Regions from separate parts of the Homo sapiens genome. Here region 2 is linked to region 1. Evidence: read pairs that join two places in POLR2A ChIA-PET (ENCODE). Cell type or tissue: Panc1. All regions are shown on one strand. Links, peaks and the distances in the headings refer to the core of each region. The heading gives the core; the rest is flanking DNA. Region 1 overlaps NR5A2 (nuclear receptor subfamily 5 group A member 2). Region 2 overlaps LINC00862 (long intergenic non-protein coding RNA 862).

Region 1 (11,888 bases), core at 1,437-9,436:
CCATCTCTACTAAAAATACAAGAAGTAGCTGGGCTTGGTGGCACACGCCTATAGTCTCAGCTACTCAGGAGGCTGAGGCACAAGAGTAGCTTGAACCTGGGGGCGCAGGCTGCAGTGAGCCGAGGTGGTGCCACTGCACTCCATCCTGGGCGACAGAGTGTGATTCCTTCTCAAAAGAAAGAAAGAAAGTTGTACAAAGTTGCAGGCCAGGTGTGGTGGCTCATGCTTGTAATCCCAGCATTTTGGGAGGCTGAGGCGGATCACTTGAGGACAGGAGTTCGAGACCAGTCTGCCCAAAGTGGCGAAACCCAGTCTCTACTCGGGAGGCTGTAACATGAGAATCTCTTGAACTCAGGAGGTGGAGGTTGCAGTGAGCCGAGATGGTGCCACTGCACTCCAGCCTGGGTGACAGTGCAAGACTCTGTCTCAAAAAACAAAACAAACAAAACAAAACAAAACCCAAAGTTGCAGAACTAAATGAGGCTTATTGGAGGTGATGATCATTTATGTTTCAGCAAGCAATTCACGATGCTGCTGTGGAGTTTGCGAGAGAAAGTATGGCATAATTGTGTTTGTGGGAGAAATCACTAAGAATGTGTGGATGAGAAAGTAAGGAAACCAATAAGAGAAAACTAGAAAAAAATATTGTTTAAGATTGGGTAGAGGGAGAGGAGCTAGTGAAGAAACCTAGCAAGGTGCACTCAGAGAGGAGTACTGAGTAGTGACCAAGAAGTCTGGGCCAGAAGGAATTTCAAGGATGGCCAAGGATTAAAATGGGGAGAGAGGATGAGGGCTGAGAAGATGTGGCTAAGCTCCTTGATGATGTTTAAGATTCACAAGAGGCATTTCCCATGGAGAAGTGCAAATGCAGTGAGCTTGCTGCCCGGCTTTAGCACTGCAGTCCTACAGTATTGGCTGTGTTAACACCAAAAAGAAGAGGTGGAGAAAAGGGCAAAGGTGTCATGATGAGAAAAGGTAGGACGGTGACAGACAGGGAGACCCATGTAATGTGGTGTTCTATTTTCAGGAGGGGAGCTTTGCACATTCATGTGGACTGATGAGAGCCAGTGGAAGAGGAAAGATTTAAATAACAAGGGGCTGGGCGGTCAGGCATGGTGGCTCACGCCTGTAATCCCAGCACTTTGGGAGGCCGACGTGGGCAGATCACCTGAGGTCGGGAGTTCAAGACCAGCCTGAGCAACATGGAGAAACCCTGTCACTACTAAAAATACAAAATTAACTGGGCGTGGTGGCACATGCCTGTAATCCCAGCTACTCAGGAGGCGGAGGCAGGAGAATCACTTGAACCCGGGAGGTGGAGGTTGCAGTGAGCCAGGATCGCGCGACTGCACTCCAGCCTGGGCAACAAGAGCAAGTGGGATGAGATGGAGAGGAGTTTTTTATTGTTTCAATAAAAAAACAAAAACAAAAACAACAACAACAAAAAAAAACAAGGGGCTGGGCACCATGGCTCACGCCTCTAATGCCAACACTTTGGGAAACCAATGTGGGAGGACTGCTTGAGGCTAGGAGTTCAAGACCAGCCTGGGCCACACGTGAGACTCCATCTCTAATTACAATAAACAAACAAAATTAAAATGTTAGCAAGGGGCCGGGCATGGTGGTTCATACGTGTAATCCCAGCATTTTGTGAGGCCCAGGTGGGCAGATCACCTACGATCAGGAGTTCAAGACTGGCCTGGCCAACATGGTGAAACTCCATCTCTTCAAAAATATAAAAATTAGCTGAGCATGATGGTGGGTGCCTGTAGTCCCAGCTACTCAGGAGGCTGAGGTGGGAGAATTGCTTGAACCCAGGAGGCGGAGGTTGCAGTGATCCGAGATCACACCATTGCACTCCAGCCTGGGAGACAGAGCAAGACTCTATCTCAAAAAATATATAAAAATAAAAATAAAAAAAATAAAATGTGACTAAGGGATGAAAGAACAGATAAAAGGGAAATAAAGCCGGGCGCGGTGGCTCACTCCTGTAATCCCAGCACTTTGAGAGGCCGAGGCAGGCAGATCACGAGGTCAAGAGATCGCGACCATCCTAGCTAACACGGTGAAACTCTGTCTCTACTGAAAATACAAAAAAATTAGCCAGGTGTGGTGGTGCGTGCCTGTAGTCCCAGCTACTTAGGAGGCTGAGGCAGGAGAATGGCCTGAACCCAGGAGGCGGAGGTTGCAGTGAGCCAAGATCACACCACCGTACTCCAGCATGGGAGACAGAGTGAGACTCCGTCTCAAAAAAAAAGGGAAATAAAGTGGATGGAGAGTACAAGTAGGAGAATTACAAAAGAAGGGACCTGACAAACTCCATGAGGAAAGATGGCTATTGAACTGAAAGGACAAACTTAAACCTTTCTTGAGAATAAGCTTTAAGAGGAAGGGTGTGTGTGTGTGTGTGTGTGTGTGTTGGTGAAGAAGGGTGTATGTGTTGAAGGGAGAGGGACATTTGTGGATGTATGAATATTGGAAGAGGAAGAGTATGCATGGGCTGCAACAAGGCAGATAAAGGTCAAAGCTGAAAGGCAGAAACCACCTGAACAAAGACCCTTCAGCTACTTTAGAAACTAAAATTTGTCTACCCGATATTGTCCCCAATTTTTTATTTTTATTTTTGAGGAGTCTCATTCTATATCCCAGGCTGGAGTGCAGTGGCACCATCTCGGCTCATGGCAACCTCCACCTCCCAGGTTCAAGTGATTTTCCTGCCTCAGCCTCCTGAGTAGCTGGGATTACAGGCATGTGTCACCATTCCCAGCTAATTTTTGTATTTTTAGTAGAGAAGGGGTTTCACCATGTAGGTCAGGCTAGTCTTGAACTCCGTACCTCAGTTGATCTAGCCGCCTTGGCCGCCCAAAGTGCTGGAATTAGAGGCGTGAGCCACCTTGCCCGGCCTTGTCCCCAATTTTAGCACAGGTCAGGATTGCAGAGAAAAAGAGGACTCACATTTGTTGAGATTTTACTCTCCTTAGGGAACTTCTATCACTGCACTCAACATATCGTAGTCTATTAGCTGAGTCTTTTATTTCTAAAAAAGTTTCCAGAAGTCAGGCCGGCGCAATGGCTCATGCCTGCAATCCCAGCACTTTGGAGTGCTGAGGTGGGAGGATCACCTGAGGTTGGCAGTTCAAGACCAGCCTGACCAACATGGAGAAACCCCGTCTCTAATAAAAATACAAAATTAGCTGGGTATGGTGGCGCATGCCTGTAATCCCAGCTACTCGGGAAGCTGAGGCAGGAGAATAGCTTGAACCCAGGAGGCAGAGGTTGCGGTGAGCTGAGATTGTGCCACTGCACTCCAGCCTGGGCAACAAGAGCAAAACTCCCTCTCAAAATAAAAAAAAAAAGTTTCCGGAACTCATTCTCTCCCCACCCTCTTACCTCTCCATTAATAATAGACTTAATTGTTTGGCATAAATAAGGCTTGTTTGACATAGTAATTAAAGGAAGGCAGAAAGTCTTAACAACAGTAAGTGAATCATACTGGACTCTGGGAGTTGGTCACATTTTCTCCACCCTAACTCAAACCAGTGTTTCAGCATCTTTTATCACGTAGTTAGCCTGATAATCTCCAAACGACTCACGAGTAAAAACACCACCCCCCATCTCACCACCCTCTATTCTAGAATGGACAGAGGTGACTATGGACCAAACAGCTCTTACATTAGGCGCAAAGAAAATGAGCACCACACAGACTTAAAACAATTGTCTCCTAGCATCCTATATAAGTATAGAGATATCAAATGCACATAGATCAACACATTTGTTAGTTTGAAGATAAATTGTGTCGGTCTTTTGCAGATGTTTCTTATCTACTGAGTTTCTGAAATGTAATTTTTGTTTTGGAAATGCTGAGATATATGTTCAGGAACAGCATTCGAACACATTCCCCACAAAAATCGCATTGGGATTCACAGTTTTGTACATGTGTATCCCCCTCTTTAAGGGTAGAGACCATTTCTTTCTTTCTTTTCTTTTTTTTTTTTTTTGAGATAGGTCTTCATTCTGTTGTGCTCTAGACACCATCTCTAATCCATCTCTCTGTATCCAGATATTCTAGCACACTGCACTCTACAAATATTTAATTTTTTAGATAACCACGTAAGTTATACATTACCCCTATTTTTAGAGAAGGACAGTGAAGTTACATGCTGAGCTTATGGGAAGCAAATGGAAGGGGATTTGAAGCCAAGTGTGACTCCAAGGCCTGCCTAATTTCCACATCAGGAGGCTTCTATGGTGATGATAAGAGGGAAGTAACTGTATAGCCAGTGCCTTGTGCCAAGCCCAAGTATTTGTTGAATCAATCAAATACAGCACCAGGGGCTTTTAAGCATCAATAAAGGAAGGAGGAAATTGACTTTTCTTGAATATATACTATCTACCAAGGACTTAATTTGTGTTAAGTCATTTAATCCCCAGTAAAATACCTGAAAGAGGTAATGCCATGTTTTACAGATGAGGACACAGAGCCTAAAACGAGCTAAGTAAATAATCTACAAGTAAAAAAGGGTACATACATGTCACTTCTGATCCTCCTCCTCCTATCTCCACTAGACGGAAGCATTAGTCCCCCACTGGCAGTAACCCACCCTGGAGCCTCCTGAGGGTAGAGCCCCGGATACTTCTGCCTGTCTTTCATCTTCAAGTTTCAACAAGTCATTTAATCTGGAAGAATCAGATCCGGTACAAACGGCTCACAATGCGGCACTATGATTGAGTTCTTAATGTATTAGACTGTAGCAGTATTCGACCATAGCATTATTTAGTGGCTGGAAAACCTGATCCTCCTTTGATAAATGTATTTGTTTTCCTGTTACATTTTGTATTTATGGATACAGTATGCTTTGATACCACATTTTTGTTATGCCAGAAATGTTTACTGTTCTTGTATTATCGAATCAATGAATTAGGGAGAGGTTACTACAAAGGGATTAATGCATTTTTAATGAAAATGCATGATAAAACTTGTTATTCATTACGAATAATGGCAGATCTATGAGATTTACATGGGTAAGAGCTTTGTGAGTTTATCTGAAAGCATACATAATGGGTCTCATTTAGCTGTAATATGGAAAATATTATTCTTAGAGATTCTAGTAAGTGTGAAAATCCATTGTTTATTCAGATGATTTACACCCTTCTCTGTGATCAGTTCACCTATATAAAGTTACTAACTATAAATCTACCTTTAAAAAACTATTATTTTTCCCTAAATCATTATTGTTCTTTTTTTCCCTTGATTCCAAGCTTCAGAAAGGAATACAATTAAGATAATCCCTGAGCATATGTGGGAAATGTACTTGAACTCACCATATGCCAGTTGGGAAAACTGGTATGATCTCCTGAAGGCTTAAACAGAAAGAGAGCAGAAACATTCCATTGCTAAGATTAGGCTAGCTTGCCAGATTATAAGTGCTTTTTAATTACATGAGTGCAATTGTCTTAAATAAATGCTCTTAGTCACTAAAATAGATATAAATATGATCCTCAAAAGCAGGGATTTTTGTCTATGCTCTTCATGTTGAATCTCTAAGTCCTATAATGTTACCTGGCATACGACTAATACTTGATAAGTATTTACTGAATGAAAGAAGGAATCTTAAGAATATCTGACCTACCCTATGGTATTTAAACTGTACTTTATTATTATTATTATTATTATTATTATTATTATTATTATTTTGAGATGGAGTTTCGCTCTTGTTGCCCAGGCTGGAATGCAATGGTGTAATCTCAGCTCACTGCAACCTCCACCTCCCAGGTTCAAGCGATTCTCCTGCCTCAGCCTCCCAAGTAGCTGGGATTACAGGCATGAGCCACCATGCCCGGCTAATGTTGTATTTTAGTAGAGACGGGGTTTCTCCATGTTTGTCATGCTGGTCTTGAACTCCCGGCCTCAGGTGATCCACCTGCCTCAGCCTCCCAAAGTGTTGGAGTTACAGGCATGAGCCACTGTGCCCAGCAATACTGTACATTGCTATACAATATTGCTGTACAATACTGTACAATACTGTATATATATATACTTCAACTGTGTAAATGTAAAGCAATCTGGAGAGTTCATATTGCTTAGTAGGTCTTTACGATACACACATGGCGAAGCCTTTCATTATCTAATGACAATGAGGAGGCTGTACAGGAATCCATAAAATGCATAAAAATTCTTATCTCACCATTTGAAATGGTTTTTAAAATGTACACATATATGTAATGTATGGATTACTTATTACTTGTGTGATAAGAACTTTAGAGGCAACATCAAATGAGCATTGTATTGAAAATTACTTGGACAGCAAATGATGACATTTGTTACTTAAGAAAAGCCAGTTGGAGTTAACTTTTTAGGATGAAATGAATTGATTTGAATTTCAGAAATAAATAAGCTGAGTATTATAAATTTTTCTTTAAATTATTTTTCTTCTTCTGTGACTACCACATTTGTAGGTAAACCCAGAAAAATAAAATTGCTTATACAATAATGACAGTGAAGTCTCAAAACTACTTTACATTGTTGATAGTTTGATATCTGTAACCCATTGTCTTGCTTAACCTTACTATTAGAAATATGAGTTCTGAAAAACTTCCATAGAAAAACTGTGACATTTTTATCTTTAAATAAAGATAAGTGTTATGATTTTTAAAAATCAGAATTTCAGTCCAAAATCTTCTAGACTGAAAAACTCAGAGACATATAGCCTTAGTTTCTTAGGGTATATGTTGGAAGGGTCATCTTAGTTCCAGAAAAAAAATTAAATGCTTTTCAGGTAGGTTGCATGCCTTTTTAGGTTAAAAACACTAATAAATATGTAAGACCTTTGTAGATGCACAGCAGGTGTTTTGAGGGCTTTACACTGAAAAGCTGACAACTAATTATAAAAGCCTGACTGGACTAATCAATTATTCAGATCAACATTAGATGCCTATTATATACAGAAACATGGGAATTATATCTCCCTTAATTAATATACTAAAATCATGAGTTTAAAACATTCTAATGTGAAATGTGAAGACATATAAGTCTTAATACTAAGACTCATTCCAAATAATAAGTATTTGTAATTTGTTGCCTCTCATTCAAGAATTAAATTCCTATTGACCCTACATTAGTCACACAAAAGACATTTTTTTCGGTTTGACTCATATGTTTGTAATTTGTTTTATATTCTTAAAATGAAAAACGTGAACCAAATAATTGATACAAAGTACTCTGTACAAAGACACCAATGGCCAGATGATGCAAAACACCTAATGTGATGTTCTTCTCATAACAGCAGCAACAAAATATATTTTTTGTTCTTCAAGGAACTTTTAGAATTGTATACAAAAATATGATCATAATTTTTAGAATGTAAACCTATTCATCTTTTAAATAGTGCATCTGTTTTATCCAAGTCTGTTTTAAGCATCTTTCCCCTAATCAGGAGATTTTTTCTAGAGTAATGAAAACAAAAATTTCCTCTTACAAACAAGCTTTTGGGAAGCAGTTGCCTGTCAAATAGATACTGCTTCTTCCCTCCAATGAGAATGCTGTCTCTGGCATTTGGGGTTGGTGTGGAGGGGAGGACGGGGTTGTAGCAAGTTCTTAAATAGATTCAAACCATACGAAAACCAGAAATAGATGCAACCAGACACCTGCTGACAAACAGTGACAAATCCCACTGACACTGCGGTGACCCCCTGTTAGCTGAGATTTAATTAAGGGGCATAATTAAGTCAGTAGAACAGAACACTAATGAGTGGTGTTTTTTTTTTAATATGGGTAATTACACGTAAAAATACAAAGTGTCAGGGAGACCTAAATATATCATTAAAATGAACAGTATAGAATAACAAACAGAGTGCTAAGTATGCCTCTTCTATTGCTGTTAAAAAAAAAAAAAAGGTAGACTATGTTTCAGGTTGAATAATACTCAGGCAAGTTTATGTTGGCTTCATGCTGGGAACATTTGTTATTCTAATTTTGCAACAATAAGCGACTATGTGTATTGAGATCCTGTTTTCAATGCAGATTCCATTGCCTTTGAAGTCTTTCTGCATTTAGCATTTTGTCCAACTGCAAATGAGCAATTAAGAGGCTGTTTGCAAGTATTTGGCTTCCTATGGATCAGCTTATGGAGGTGTCCATCTGAGCTGGGAGACTTTGACAGATGTGGAAGACAGGCGGGCATTATTTACTAATTCGGAATGAGCTTTCATTTTAACCAGTTATGTGGTATGCTTTGATTTGATCTCTGCTTTAGGCATTGATATAACCCACAGGACTGTGGTCTACTGACTGGGAAATACCACAGAGGAAGGGAAATAGGACTGAAATAAAGTTGGTAACTTTTCAAACATGAAAATGAGGCATTTAGGTCACAAGCTGAAATGACGAAAACAACTACATTTTATTCTGTGATTGAAAAGCATGCCTGTGTGGTTTGGGACCTGCCCTTCTGTTGGGAGTATTTTAGCTATGGTACCCTCAGCTGGTGGACTGAAGTCCTTGGCAGGCTTTTATCCATTTATCCAAGCAACAAGTGGAAAAACAGATTCTTTTGACGGCTAATGCTCCTCATTCAACTCAATGTAACTGGTGATTCTGAATCTTTCCTCTAAGAAAGTTATTAAATATCTTCTTGCAGGTACTAAACATGCCTCTCCAGTCTTCTTGCTTCTGGTCTAACCTCTACTTTGCAATATTCCAGAGGAAAAGAAAAGGACATCTGTGTAATCATTATTAACAGGGGCCAATGGCCAGATGCTGCATGTTTCTACTGAGGGCAATATGAATAGGGATTGTGATAAGGATCCCTTGTAAATATATGTGAAAAGTATTTGCAATTTGTTGCCTCTCATCCAAGAATGAAATTCCTATTGATACTCAGATATTATCTGATCATTTGTCCAATATTAACTTCTTGTAGTTAAATGCCAGTGTATCTGTGATGATAATGGAAAGTTTCTCCAGGTGAAGAATTTGTTTTTGACAAAGCTATTCGAGATAAAATGTCCACAAATAGGATTTTGATATTTCATACAGTGGTGTGAGAATTCACCAAACACAAGGGTAATGGAACACAAAAGAGCTGGAAAGAAAAATCGCCTTTTGTTTAGATAGTGAGTTTACAGAGCTCATTTTTCCTTAATGCTTGCCATAAAATAAGCATTCTCTCTCTGACAAAGCTAGTATCACAATTACCAGGAACTATAAAATCAAAGATTTTATATATATATATCTCAAACCAGAGTTAATAATTAAATTTCAAAATACTATAAATCAAAGCATATTAGAATCCAAATATTTTCATGAATATTAAGTCTATGAACATTAAGAGGCTGAGGCAAATGATTTTTGCAGTCTTAGACTCTATAGTACAACTTTGAGAGGCCACACAAGGTTAATTCGGGTGACTGGTTCCATTAATCTAGTGACCAGTTCTATTTGATTGTAACATTTGAGCCATTAGACATATTTCTTGGTAGCATTGCCTGATGGTTCTTGTTAGGCAAATTAATCATGGATCTCTGTGTAAAGCACCTTTTTCCAACTGTCTGTTCTCCTTCTTTCTCCAAATCACCTCAAACTTTTTGGAAATAATAAAGAAAAATAGAGTAAGCCATTTGCTAAAAGCCTGGGGAGTGCAAAACAGTAATAAAGTCAAAAGCTATTTGATAGTATCTAGCTTTTATGTAAGCAACTTTTTGAAACCCAAATGACTAAATTTTGGACTGAGCCTGTCTTCCCAAAATGACACATATGTTTGATTCCTAACATCCCTTTCACCATTTTTTTTTTTTATAACAAGGCCACCCTTATCAAGTCATGTATGAATGAACAGAAGTGTCTTTCATTCCCCACTTGCCTCACGGTTCAAAAGGAACTACTAAAATAGCAGCAAAAAAATCCAACAGCCTGCCAGTGGGCTTGCACCGGTCCCATTCCTAAAGGCATGCAAAAGGTTGGAGAGCTCAGCAAAATTTTTATGTATGGGAGCAGGCCCAAGGAAAACTCACACGCCATAACCAATTGTGGACAGAGGATCATCTATCAGCAGACAAATGCAGGAACTCCAGAATGTCTCTCCTCAAATGAAATAATATATCTTTGAAAGCCAATGCCCGTTTTAGGCCCCAGGCCCATATATCAAGCCTGAGAGGCTTGTGGAATCGCTCCAGGGCCATTAACCTTCCACCTGTTTCCCCTTGTCCTTCAGGATGAGACCCTGCCCTTGATTTTACTCCCTTCCCCTGTTCATCTTCCGACAGAGTGTAAATGTAAAGCAGCGGGCCTGTGAAATAATTCAAAGGCAATGGACCAGGGGCATGGTTACAAATCTCTGCCACTGGCACTGTGACTTATGCAGGCAGTTTGTCACACATGAGCCAGGTGACCTCAGTGACATAACAGAGAAAAATATCGCCAGAGATCAAAGATGGGATTCGGAGCACTCTAAGTAACTCTGCTCCATAGAGTGAGCAGGTTATATGGTATCCAAGGATTTCCCCTTATATCAATAACATTTGTTCTGGTGAAACAGAAAAGGTAGCCCAGAGACTCCCTAATTGAAATCATTTCTGTCAAGTAGAATTGGGGCCATTTCTGTAACATGAGGATTAGAATTTCTGTTTTCTTGATCATGCCTTATAGTTGCTATGAATGCCAGGAATAGGCAACATAAATCCATCTAATTCAACTTTAATACAGAGAAATTAATAGAAATTGAAAAACATAAAAGTGAGTCCATGAAGAATTTGTCAGCCTGAGTACTTAAAAGCTATTATTGTAAAGGTAAAAGGAAAGTTTTACTATCGCTTATAAATTTGCTAGGTCAAAGAAGTGGTTAAGTAAATTTTTTGAGGCTTACACTATTCATTAAAATGAATTTCACATGTTTATTATGTATTATGTATAACATTAAAGTAAGGTAGTAAATAAAGGATCTAATGAGAGCACATGCATGAAGTTACTTTAAAGAAGTCCAAGACATTCTCCAGATCATATTAGAACTTAAGAAAATGTAGAATGACCCATAAATGGCTAAAAAAAGTAGAGGGGTATATTGGAAGAAAATTAATAGTTGAAATAGTCTTAATTATGAAAGAATTAATTTCTAGTTTGTATTTGTTACTTAAAGTATGATTTTCCTCAGTTGTTCTGTGCATTCAAGTATTCTCTGTTGGGTCTAGAAAATGAACAAGACTTTAACATAGTCCTCCCTAGGCCCATTGTCTTTTCTGTAGCATTAAATTTTGAATTTTTCATAAATTAAAATAACTACAAACAATCAGTCTTGATTCACTGGTTGAGACAGGCAAGTGCACCTTAGTTCATTCCTTTCCTGTTCTAAAGCAAGGTAGCTGGGATGTAGGTAACTTCCCTTGACATGCCATACATAACACACACGAGTATCTCTTTCCAAGTGCTATTGAAGTCTTTAGTGGACCAACTCATGTGTTTTTGCCTTCTCCAAGTGTGCTGGTATCAATGCCAAATTTCTAACGTAGATATGTTAGAAAATAAAAACAATCAACTTTGTTTAATAATCAGAAAGTTCTGATGCCCACGTTTGGAGCAATTTGAAATGCTTGCTTGAATCTTCACAGAAACGTGAGGATACTAACTTTCTTTAACTAGCTTCTTTACCTGGGACTATCACTAGGCTTCAATGAGTCCATGAAGCCCTGGGATTGCATGCAAAATTTCTGTTTTATGCATTTTTCTGGGAAAATTAGTACAAGCTATCATCAGATACTCAAATAATGTTAACAGTGACTGCTAGAGAACAGAAGTCAAAGCCCTAAACTAGAATCAAAAACTGCGAGAGCCCTAAAGGTCATCCAGACTGACGTACCATCTTGCAAATGAGAAAAAGAAGTCCGAGGAAGACGGAACC
Region 2 (11,888 bases), core at 1,545-9,544, 270 kb before region 1:
GAATTGGGCTCGTTACTACGGGTAGAACAATGGCCTGTGTTGGGCAGGACAAGGGCATGGAAGCTCTCCAGCAAGCAGCACAGTGGGACAGCACAGGCTTCTAGCAGGCATGGTTTCAGTCTCAATTGTTTACAAGCCTTGGGATCTGGAACAATTGATTTGAGCCCTACAACATTAGAATGGTTCCTTTTCTCAGGGCCTAATATGGGGTCAGAGAAGGCACTCAGCAAGGAGGGTTTTTTCAGAGGCCCAGGAAGAACTAGTTCAGAGGCCGAGCCTCCTGGGAGAACACGTAGATGAGTGGGGTCAGGTGCCTGTGTCTGAGATCTAGCTCAGGTCAGGGCAGTTTTCATTGAGAAGGTGACATTTGAACAAAGATTTGAAGTTGCTGAGTGAGTTAGCCATGTGGGAATCTCAATAGAAGAGATTTCCAAGCAGAGGAAACAACTAAGGAGAAACAGGAAATTGCCTTCTGGCAAGATGTAGGAACAGCAAGGAAGTAAGTGTGGCTGAAACAGAGTGAGTGAGGGGTAAAGTAGTTGAAAGTGAGGTCGGGGAGTAAGAGAGTCAGACTGGCCAGCATCATTTTAAGGACTCTGAGTTTTAACTATGAGAGGAACATGGAGCCATTGCAAAGTTCTGAGCAGAGGAGGACATGTGACTGAGAGTTTAAAAAGATGGCTCTAAGCCAGGTGCAATGGCTCATGCCTGTAATCCCAGCACTCTGGGAGGCCGAGGCAGGAGGATCACTTGAGGCCAGGAGTTTGAGACCAGCCTGGACAACATAGCCTGACCTCATCTCCACTAAAAAAGAAATAAAGCTGGGTATGCTGGTTGCGTACCTGTAGTCCCAGCTACTCAGGAGGCTGAGGTGGGAGGATCACTTGAGCCTGGGAAGTTGAGGGTGCACTGAGTCATGATCATGCCACTGTACTCCAGCCTGGGCAACAGAGCAAGACCCTGTCTCAAAAACAACAGCAACAACAAAAATCTAAAACGATTGCTCTGATTGCTATATTCAGAATAGACTGGGTTTGAAGCAGAAAGACCAGTTAGGAGCCATTGAGTAATCCAGACAAGAGATGATGATGGGTCTGACCAGGGTTCATAACAGTATGAGGGTGAGAAGTGGGCAGATTCTGGATCTATGTTGAAGGTAAAACCAACAGGATTTATCCCTGGGTTGGATATGGAATGTGAGTGGAAAAGAGAACGTGAGGATTTATTCCAGGGCTTATGGCATGAGCAACTGGAAGGATGGCATTGCCAATACCTGGGGTGGCAAGGATATGCAGAGGAAACAGATTTGGGGGGAACACCAAGGGTTCATTTTTGCCCATGTTGAGTGTGAGATGTCCACTTGATATCCAAGTGGAGATCAAATGGAGGAGAGAAAGGGGTCTGGTCTGGTGATACGCTTTTAGAAATTACCAGTATATAAATATTTAAAGCCCAGAGACAAAGAGATCATAAAGGGAGTACTGACAGAGAAGAGAAGGGATCAGCAGACTGAGCTTTGAGGTGCTACAATAACTGAGAGTTCTAGAAAAAGAGGAGGGAGCCCCAGAGGGGACTTGAAATGGAGCAACAAATGAGGCTGTCTTGAAGATGGCATTCACCAGGCAGAGAGTAGGGAAAGAATTCTAGGTGAGGGGAAGGGTGGGTACCCAGACTCAGAGGTACAAAAGCCTGATCTGGGAGAGGGACGGGGAAGATAGTAAGTGGTGTGGTATGGGGAAGAGTAGAGTAGAGGCTGCAAGATGGGCTTCTTTGACATGTAAGGGACTTGGACCTTCAATGGAAGACTTTGGGAGTTAATTTCTTGATAATTATGAGGAAGTTGATGGCAGCTAAGACTCATTGACGTATTATTCTAACTTATTATTCTAGCATGTGTCAAGCACTGTGCTAAGCAAATTACATACATTATCTCACTTAATCTTTACACCTACCCTTTAAGAAAGATAGTAGTATTATCCTCTGCAGATGAAGAAATGGGCTCAGGGGGTCAAAGTTATCAGTGAGTAAACTGCCTTTAACCCAGGTAGTTCCATTCCAGAGTCCATCCTTTTAACCACTAACCTGTCCTGTCTCCTTGAGGTCTGGCACTTCTTAACCAGGTCTCAGAGGGTCAGCCTGAGAGCATGTGTCATTTCCCCATAGAGGACCTGACTTCACTGTTTCTCAGATGAGGTGCTTTACCTGCAAAGGGTTAAGGTAGATTCTGGGCACCAGTGAAGGAGTTCAAGTGGAGGAGCAACTTGACAGGATTTGCTTGTGTAGGATGTTGATCTGGCAGCAGTGTGGTGAACAGAGTGCATGAGGGTGCCTGCTAGTAAGGGAGATCTATTTGGGGAAGATTAGCTCAATGTGAGACCTATTGAGGGGCCTGAGGGCTGATGAAGCAGTGTGCTTCAGGCTGCAGGGTCAGGGTCTTAGTAAGAGATGAGCTAGATTTGAGAGTCACGTGGCTGCAAATAGAATCAGTGGTTCTGAGGGAGGGAAGCAATTTTCAGATATTCACTGTCCATATATACACACTTTTCTCAAATGGATCCCTTAGAGAACAGGGAAAATGCACACCTCTTGCACTTCCATCATCTTCCTATGGTGTGTTTGGGAAGGTAAAAAAAAACCTCCGGGACCCAAACCTAGGTCCAATTTCAAATATAATGCATGTAGGAGAATGTGAATGACTCAGGGCCAGTGACACTTCCTTTTACAAGTCAGATGAGTCTGGCTGTTCGCTTTCAACATACTTGAAGGGAGACCTAAACACACACACACACACACACACACACACACACACAGACACACACACTCTTTAGAGATAGGGTCTTACCATGTTGCCCAGGCTGGAGTGCAGTGGCTGTTCACAGGTGTGATCATAGTACACTACAGCCTGGAACTTCAAGTGGTCCTCCCACCTCAGCCTCAAAGGGTGTGGGATTACAGTTGCACACCACTGTGCCTGGCTGAACATAAGGATAGATTACAACGTGATTTGGGGCTATGACTTTCAAGGATTTCAAAGATTTGAGTGACATTGCTGTAGCTAAAATACTTCCATTCTTTTATTTATTTAAAAATAATTTCTCAGTTATTGTATCTATAAAAAGAACAGTAGTGATATAATTATACCAATGGTTTCATTATAATAATAAGTCATCCACAAACCCATTAACTAATAATAGGAAAATAAACCCAGTTCATCGCATTAATCTCATTAAAGAATGTATTTCCAATAAAACTTTATATTGAATGATTGTCAAAGTTTATAATATACTTATGATGTTTTGATTAATTGTGTACTATGAATAACTGGAATTTACTACTACTTAATCCAGAGGAATTTTTCTTTGTCTACCTAGAGGATTATGGTCACAATTTTTTTTTTCTATTTTAAATCTTAATTTATGTCCATAGTTTTGTGGATGAGATCTATGAATGGGTTATTAATAAAAGGTTTTTGTTTGTTTGTTTGTTTGGTTTTTTTTTGAGACAGAGTCTCACTCTGTCATCCAGGCTGGAGTACAGCAGCGTGATCTCAGCTCACTGCAACCTCCAACTTCCAGGTTCAAGCGATTCTTGTGCCTCAGCTTCCCGAGTAGCTGGGATTACAGATGCTCGCCACCATGCCCAGCTAATTTTTGTATTTTTAGTAGAGATGGGGTTTTCCCATGTTGGCCAGGCTGGTCTTGAACTCCTGACCTCAGGTCATCCGCTGGCCTCAGTTTCCCAAAGTGCTGAGATTACAGGCATGGGCCACTGTCCCTGGCCAATAAAAGCTTTTGAAGCATAAAAACAAATTTCATTTATAATTGGTGGGTAAAACAAAAACTTGCATCCAAATGTTTGTAGCAGCCTTATTCATAATAACCAAAAAGTGGAAACAATTCAAATGTCCACCAGCTGATGAATGGATAAACAAAATGTGGCATATCCATACAATTGAATATTATTGGACAGTAAAAGGAATGAGTACTGATTCATTCCACAACATGGATGAACCTTGAAATATTATGCTAAGTAAAAGAAGCCAGTCACAAAAGATTACATATTATATGATTCCATTTGTATGAAATGTTCAGAATAGGCAAATTTATGGAGACAGAAAGTAGATCAGTGGTTGTTTAGGGCTGTAGTAGGGGAGGGGACAATGAGGAATGAGTGCTAATGGGTACTAGGTTTATTTTTGGGGTGATGAAGATGTCTTAAGGCTGATTGTACCAACGATTGCAGCTGTAAATATGCTGAAAACCATTAAGTTGCATTCTTTAAATGGATAAATTATATGGTATATGTTTTGTTTTGTTTTGTCTTGTTTTTGAGACAGAGTCTCACTCTATCACCCAGGTTGGAGTGCAGTGGCGCAGTCTCAGCTCACTGCAACCTCTGTCTCCTGGGTTCAAGTGATTCTCCTGCCTCAGCCTCCCCAGTAGCTGGGATAACAGGTGCACACCACCATGCCTGGCTAATGTTTTGTATTTTTAGTAGAGATGGGGTTTCATCATGCTGGCCAGACTGGTCTCGAACTCCTGACCTCATGATCCACCCACCTCAGCCTCCCACAGTGCTGAGATTACAGGCATGAGACACTGTGCACAGCCAGTATGTGTTTTATATCTCAATAAGGCTGTTAAAATATCTGTGGGAGGTTGGGCACAGTGGCTTATGCCTGTAATCCCAGCACTTTTTTTTTTTTTTGAGATGGAGTCCCGTTTTGTCGCACAGGCTGGAGTGCAGTGGCGTGATCCCGGCTTACTGCAACCTCCGCCTCCCGGGTTCAAGCGATTCTCCTGCCTCAGCCTCCCAAGTAGCTGGGACTACAGAAGTGCGCCACCATGCCTGGCTAATTTTTTGTATTTTTAGTAGAGACGGGGTTTCACTGTGTTAGCCAGGATGGTCTCGATCTCTTGACCTCGTGATCCGCCTGCCTCGGCCTCCCAAAGTGCTGGGATTACAGGTGTGAGCCACCATACCCAGCCTAATCCCAGCAGTTTGGGAGGCCGAGGCAGGAGGATCACTTGAGGCCAGGAGTTCAAAACAAGCTTGGGCAACATAGTGAGAACCCAGTCTCTACAAAAGAAAAAGTAAAAAGTTAGCTGGATGTGGTGGCCCATACCTGTAGCCTCAGCTACCTGAGAGTCTGAGGCAGAGAATCTTTTGAGCCCAGGAGTTTGAAGCCACGTGAGCTACCATTGCACCACTGCACTCCAGCCTGAGCAACAAAACAAGACCTGGTCTCCCCCAACCTCCTCCCCCACCAGAATTCTGTGGAGTAAGTGAATGAAAACAGAAGTTAAAGCAGATATAAGAATGATACAATATTCTGACTATAAAAGAAGATCTTGTACATTTACAAAACACTATCAATTCATTGCAACCATTTAAATTTGGGATTATAGCTACTTGGGAGGCTGAGGCAGTTGGATTGCTTGAGTTCAGAAGTTTGAGACTACAGTGAGCCATAATCGCCCCACTGCACTCTAGCTTGGATGAAGAGTGAGCCCCGTCAAGTAAATAAATAATAAAATAAATAAATAAATAATTTGGATGTCAAATCAGAAATTGCATAGGAGGGCCGGGCTCACGCCTGTAATCCCAGCACTTTGGGTGGCCCAGGTGGGCAGATCATGAGGTCAGGAGATCAAGACCAGTCTTGCCAACAAGGTGAAACCCTGTCTCTACTAAAATACAAAAAATTAGTCGAGCGTGGTGGTGCACACCTGTAGTCCCAGCTACTCGGAAGGCCGAGGCAGGGGAATCGCTTGAACCCGGGAAGTGGAGGTTGCATGAGCCAAGATCGCGCCACTGCACTCCAGCCTGGTGACAGGGGGACACTCTGTCTCAAAACAAACAAACAAACAAAAAGAAATTGCATAGGAATATGTAGTTTTGTTTTTGTGGGGTTTTCTGTTTTGTTTTGTTTTTTTGAGACAGGATCTCGCTCTGTCACTCAGGCTGGAGAGTAGTGGTGTGATCCCGGCTCACTGCAGCCTCCACCTCCTGGGTTCAAGCGATTCTCCCACCTCAGCCTCCTGGGTGTCTGGGACCACAGGCCTACTGCCACAAAACCGCCTGCCTCGGCCTCCCAAAGTGCTGGGATTACAAGCGTGAGCCACCGTGCGCAGCCCTGTAGTTTTTATTTTAGGAGATTCTTAAGCAAAAAAGCCTGAAGCCCAGAGAATTAAATCTCTTAAAGAGAATGGCTAGATTAAATGAGAAAAGAGGACTAAAGAAGGAAAATTTCAGACTAGCCGATGTGGCAAAACCCTGTCTCTACAAAAAATCCAAAAATTAGCTGGGCATGGTGGTGTGTACCTGTAGTCTCAGGTATGCAGGAGCTGAGGCAGGAGGATCACTTTGACCTAGTCTCATTTAAAAACAACAAAAACAAAACAAAAACAAAAAGGAAAGAGAGAAAATTAGGAATACTAGCATCTAAAGAAAATGCAGGAGAAATGGAGAAGTAGGACTAGAACCACAGAAGGACTGTTTACAGCTGGAGGGTAGTGTCAAGCATCCCTCAGGATTGTGGAAGCTCAGGACTCAAAATCATCTGTGATTGGCAATTATGAAGTCTTTGACTTTGGCACCACCCATTTCAGTGAATTAATTGCAGTCCAGCACAGAGACTGATGGCTGGGAACAGGAGTTCAGAGAGGTTAGAGGCGAGAATCAGAGGGAGGAAGTGAAGACATCAACTGTGAACTACTTTCTTGAGAAGTTAGAACAGAAATAATACGGCAGTAGTTTGGTAACTTTTGGGAGAAGTGGTGTAAAGGTAGTTGTTACTACTTTGAAAACGAGATTGATTTGAACATAAACCAAAGGTAAAAAGCTGGTGAGTGAGAGAGAGGAGGGATGCTCATTTCTGTTGTATGCAAAATGTTCTGCAAATCAGCTAGCCTTGGCTGTGACCCCTGGGAAGCCAGAGGGGATGCCATCCCCCTTACTTCAGAATTGTGGCCTTTCTCTTCTGGTGAGCTAGGAATTTTATTCAGTACTTCTCGGGAATTTTACAAACTCTTATCTAGGCAGTGAGCCACTATCTTGATACTCAGTTTCCAAAACCGCTTGTTTCTACAGAGCTCATTTCCAATGTTGCCAATGTTTAGTGCTACAACAGGGATGGGGGTGTGGATGGACCAACAGGCTAGCTCAACATTCTTTTGAATTTGGGTTAAGTGACTGATTTAGGGTAAGAGTGGCTCCCAGGGCCAGGCGCGGTGGCTCACGCCTGTAATCCCAGCACTTTGGGAGGCCGAGGCGGGCGGATCACAAGGTCAGAAGATCGAAACCATCCTGGCTAACATGGTGAAACCCCGTCTCTACTAAAAATACAAAAAATTAGCCGGGTATGGTGGCGGGCGCCTGTTGTCCCAGCTACTCGGGAGGCTGAGGCAGGAGAATGGAGTGAACCCGGGAGGCGGAGCTTGTAGTGAGCCGAGATCGCGCCAGTGCATTCCAGCCTGGGCTACAGAGTGAGACTCCGTCTCAAAAAAAAAAAAAAAAAAAAAAAAAAAAGAGTGGCTCCCGAATTTCTTGGGTAGGAGTAAAAAAGATTTTACGGTATTTTTTTTTCTCACCTTAGTTCTTTAGAATTATGCTGGAAGGAACCAATTCACCTCAAATACCAAGGAAATGGGTGTGATGTAGTAGGCAGAGGAGTAGCCTTTTCCATACTGCCAGCAGAATGGAGACAGACCTGGGCTCGCACACACCACCCGGACCCAGGAGTGGGTGGTTCAATGTGTACTGTTAAGACTAAAGAAGGTTGGCCAGGCGTGATGGCTCATGCATGTAATCCCAACATTTTGGGAGGCCAATGCGGGCGGATCACTCGAGCGCAGGAGTTTGAGACCAGCCTGTGCAACATGGCGAAACTCCATCTCTACAAAAAATACAGAAAAGCTGGGTGTGTTGGCACGCACCTGTAGTCCCAGCTGCTCTGGAGGCTGAGTTGGGAGAATCACCTGAGCTCAGGAGGTTGAGGCTGTGTGAGCCATGGTTGCACCACTGCACTCCAGCCTGGGCGACAGAGACCCTGTCTCAATTAAAATAAAAAAGAAGGTCATGTGAAAGCTCACTGTGAACAGGACTTTTTTTTCTCTGTAGGTGCTTCATTGTTACTTCAGTTTACTTGAACTCATTTCATTGTTTTCACACTGTTATGAAATGCTCTCAACAATAACTGCAACAACAAATAGAGAAGAAAGGAAGTATTTAGTAATATCAAGAGAGGGCCGTGGTTAGCATGAGACATCTTGCGTTATTCACCACTGCAATGAGAAGAAAAAGACTGAGCAAAGGGAATTTCATCCATTTCTCAAGGATTTAGAGAGCTACATGCTCCATTTGAAGGTCACATTGTACATGGTGAGGTCACATTAAGGGAATTGACTTCCTCCTCTAAATCCCCCTGATCTTTATATATTTCTTTCCATGGTTTTATGCTAATACTTTGAAGAACTGAAGAATGTTATGAGGTGGCCAGGGAATGCTATGGTTCCAGGTAAATGTATTTTCAAGGTCTTTGGCAGTCGGTAAACCATTTTCCAGGACACACTTTGGTGTAAGCATACTAGTAGTAATAGTAACAAGTATTAGCAGGAAAAACTATCTTAGTTTTTTGAATTTATACTTAATATTGTTATTGTTCTTACCTTGTTTTATAGCTGAGATATTAAGTTCCCTGCTGTGTGCTGAGGGCATTGAGAACCCAAAGATAAAGAGGACACAGCCCCTCTAAAAACCTTTCTAGGGCCCTGTGGCTCCTTGTCCTTGGGTGGAATTCAGGGGCCCTGTGAACTTTTATAGGAAAAGATTACAGTTTTATCACCCTCTAACTGCAATACAGTATTTCCTTCAGTTATCAATGGTAATGACAAGCCACAGGAGTGACAGCTATTCCCATTTATACATATCACTACTTTGAAATAATGGTAGTCATTTGATTTACCACTAGATCAATAACAAGGCACATATGGTATGACAGCCAATAAATGTTTGAATAGTTTGATAACTGTATTTCATAATTAGTTTTCTGCATATGCCTATGTCTATTTTACCATATTTTGAGAAGGCTTTAGGAGGCACAAAAAAAGGTTAAGAACCCCTTTCTGTTTACTATCTCATGAGGAAGGCTAGAAGCTTCAACAGATAAAATCAGTACAAAGTGGTGAGTGGCAGCTAGAAACATGCTCAGGAGCTGTGGAGCACAGGCTTGAGCAGAGATTCAGGGAAGGCTGATGGAGAAGATTCCTGAGCTGCATCTGGAATGAAGAAGAAACAGAAGCAGGAAAAGGTCATTCCCAGGAGAGAACAGAACAGATCTTAGGGCAGGAAATGGCCTATGTGGAAGGCGGGTACTGACAGTCAGAGCTTGCTTACTGTGCTAAGTCTTGGGGGCTCAAGAATGAATGAGGGACCTCCTAGGTGGTCAGTGTGCTCACTGTTCAGAACAATGTTTATGGGGACAGGGTGGAGAGGGGTATAGTTTGAAAAAGGAAATTTTTTTTTTGGACACGGAGTCTCACTCTGTCTCCCAGGCTGGAGTGCAATGGCATGATCTCGGCTCACTGCAATGTCTGCCTCCCAGGTTCAAGCGATTCTCCTGCCTCAGCCTCTCGAGTAGCTGGGATTACAGGTGTCCACCACCATGCCCGGCTAATTTTTGTATTTTTAGTAGAGATGGGGTTTCACCATGTTGGCCAGGCTGGTCTCAAACTCCCAACCTTAGGTGATCCGCTCGCCTTGGCCTCCCAAAGTGCTGGGATTACAGGCATGAGCCACTGTGCCTGGCCGCCTTTCTAGAATTTTATATGAGTGGAATCATACACCATGTGCTCTTCTCTTTGGTCTGGCTTCTTTCACATGGCATAATGCATTTGAGATTTGTTCATGCTGTTGCAAATCAACAGTTCATTCCCAATTTTTTTGCCAAGCAGTATTTATTATAGAATTATATACTCTGAAAAGGGGAAAAAAACCAACCTTTGTTTTCATAAAACAAAATTTTAAAAAGGAGTGAGATTTTTAATGCTTATCAAATGGGAATATGAGTTAAAAATTGTTGAGAAATGCTGCTCCAGCATGTGGTCAGAGAGCATTCCAGCCCAAGATTTTCTTATGTCAATGCTAAATTTGAGCACATTTGGAAGTATTTTAGACCTGAAAGAAGGCAGGACATCAAAACAACCACTAGAGCCGAGTGGGCCTTTGTAACCACAGACTCTCTGACGAAAAGATTTGTAAAGACTCTGCCTAATGAAGAGTTCAAAAAGCATTTTGTGTGTCATCTGTTTTCCTTACAGTCTCCTTACTTGGTAGATAAGGGGCAAGAATTATTTTCCATGTTGCATAAATAGGAAATGAGGTATAGCGAGTTTGAGATACTTATTACCCAAGATCCCAGGGAGTCAGAGGCAGACTGAGGACTGCAAAAGATCCCTCCTGGTCCACAATCTTAGCCTTGCCAGTAGGCTGGGCTGAAAGCTTTAAAAAAAAATACAGTAATTTCACTTTCACTTTTGTTCTTGTTTGGGTTGTGATACAATCTTTAATTTGAAAGAATGAAGGGTTTTCTTTTCCTTCTTTGTTTTTAAAACTTTCCCCTCTCTTCTTGGTAAACACCAACATGTGTGTTGACTCTATCCAGTTGAACTCAACAACCTAATGCCTGTTTTGTGCCAGGCTCTTTTCCAGGCACTAAGGAGGCACTGATCTGGACAAATCCTGGAGGTTACTGTGAAGCAGGAAGGACAAAATGACCAAATGAGAATTAAATTACTTTTTTAGGGTCGTGGAAGATTTGAAAATCTGGGGAAACATATGTGTCCTCTTTCCCCCAAAAAATGCACATAGTGTGTACACACACACACACACACACACACACACACGTGTGTGTGTGCGCTTGGGCTCACATGATTTTGCAATGATTTTAGCGTGTTTAGAGACCCCCCAGAACTTGTGTGTAGGATTGGCCTTTGGATGAGTATTTTTGGCATAGAATGAAATAGTAATGCCTTGAAGGCAGCACAAAGCCATAGTCACTGAATAGAGAGAAAGATTCAGAGGATCCTGTGAGATGGGTGGGGCTGTTAGTGTTTTGATAGACACGTGTACTGAGTTGGGAGGGTACTAATTTCTGGAAGGCAATATTCCAGGCAGAGGGCACATCTGAGAAAGGTAGGAGGGGAGGGAAGCAGAAAAATGCAAAGCAATCTGAGAAACCCAGTTTGGCTGGAGGATAGATTATATGAAGAGCAATCTTCAGAAACACCCATAGAAAGGTAGGCAGGGGTCATATTGTGAGTGATACTGAGTAAGCAAGGTGAGTAGTCTTCTTTTTATTCTCCCCAGTAAAATATTCTGCAGTTCCTTTTATTTTTAATTAGATGGCAAAACCCCATCTCTATCAAAAAACACAAAAATTAGCCGGGCTTGGTGGTGCATGCCTGTAGTCCCAGCTACTTGGGAGGCTGAGGCAAGAGGATCACTTGAGAGTGAGCTGTGATCATGCCACTGCACTCCAGCATGGCTGACACAGCAAGATGCTGTCTCAAAAATATGTATATATTATATACAGTTTTCTGTTGTTGTTTGTTTGGTTTTTTTGGAGATGGAGTTTCATTCTTGTTGCCCAGGCTGGAGTGCAGTGGTGTGACCTCTGCTCACTGCAACCTCCGCCTCCTGGGTTCAAGTGATTCTCCTGCCTCAGCCTCCCGAGTAGCTAGGACTACAGGTGTGCACCACCACACCCAGCTAATTTTTATAGTTTTAGTAGAGATGGGGTTTTACCATGTTAGTCAGGCTGGTCTTGAACTGCTGACCTCAGGTGATCCACCAACCTTGGCCTCCCAAAGTGCTAGGATTACAGGCGA

The links. Peaks named below come from ENCODE experiments on the same cell type or tissue, not always from the same donor. Only the 100,000 strongest peaks of a DNase experiment are listed, where the experiment ranks them.
Region 2: POLR2A ChIA-PET joins it to region 1 with 6 read pairs; 2 of 35 experiments call an interaction of 5 or more read pairs at or near these places.

What each region holds. Positions count from the first base shown.
Region 1 is chr1:200,077,773-200,089,660 of GRCh38, reverse strand. The region is part of intron 5 of NR5A2 (nuclear receptor subfamily 5 group A member 2); the gene reads right to left. Among named protein-coding and RNA genes, the nearest start is that of NR5A2, 56 kb to the right of the region's middle. RefSeq lists enhancers at 7,491-8,176, 8,177-8,863. In Panc1, for the core only: no CTCF peak of the experiment used is centred there; no DNase peak of the experiment used is centred there; H3K27ac peaks cover 2,011 bases.
Region 2 is chr1:200,350,806-200,362,693 of GRCh38, reverse strand. All of the region lies in intron 4 of LINC00862 (long intergenic non-protein coding RNA 862), which reads left to right. Among named protein-coding and RNA genes, the nearest start is that of LINC00862, 17 kb to the left of the region's middle. RefSeq lists enhancers at 6,810-7,309, 9,119-9,619, 9,620-10,120. In Panc1, for the core only: no CTCF peak of the experiment used is centred there; no DNase peak of the experiment used is centred there.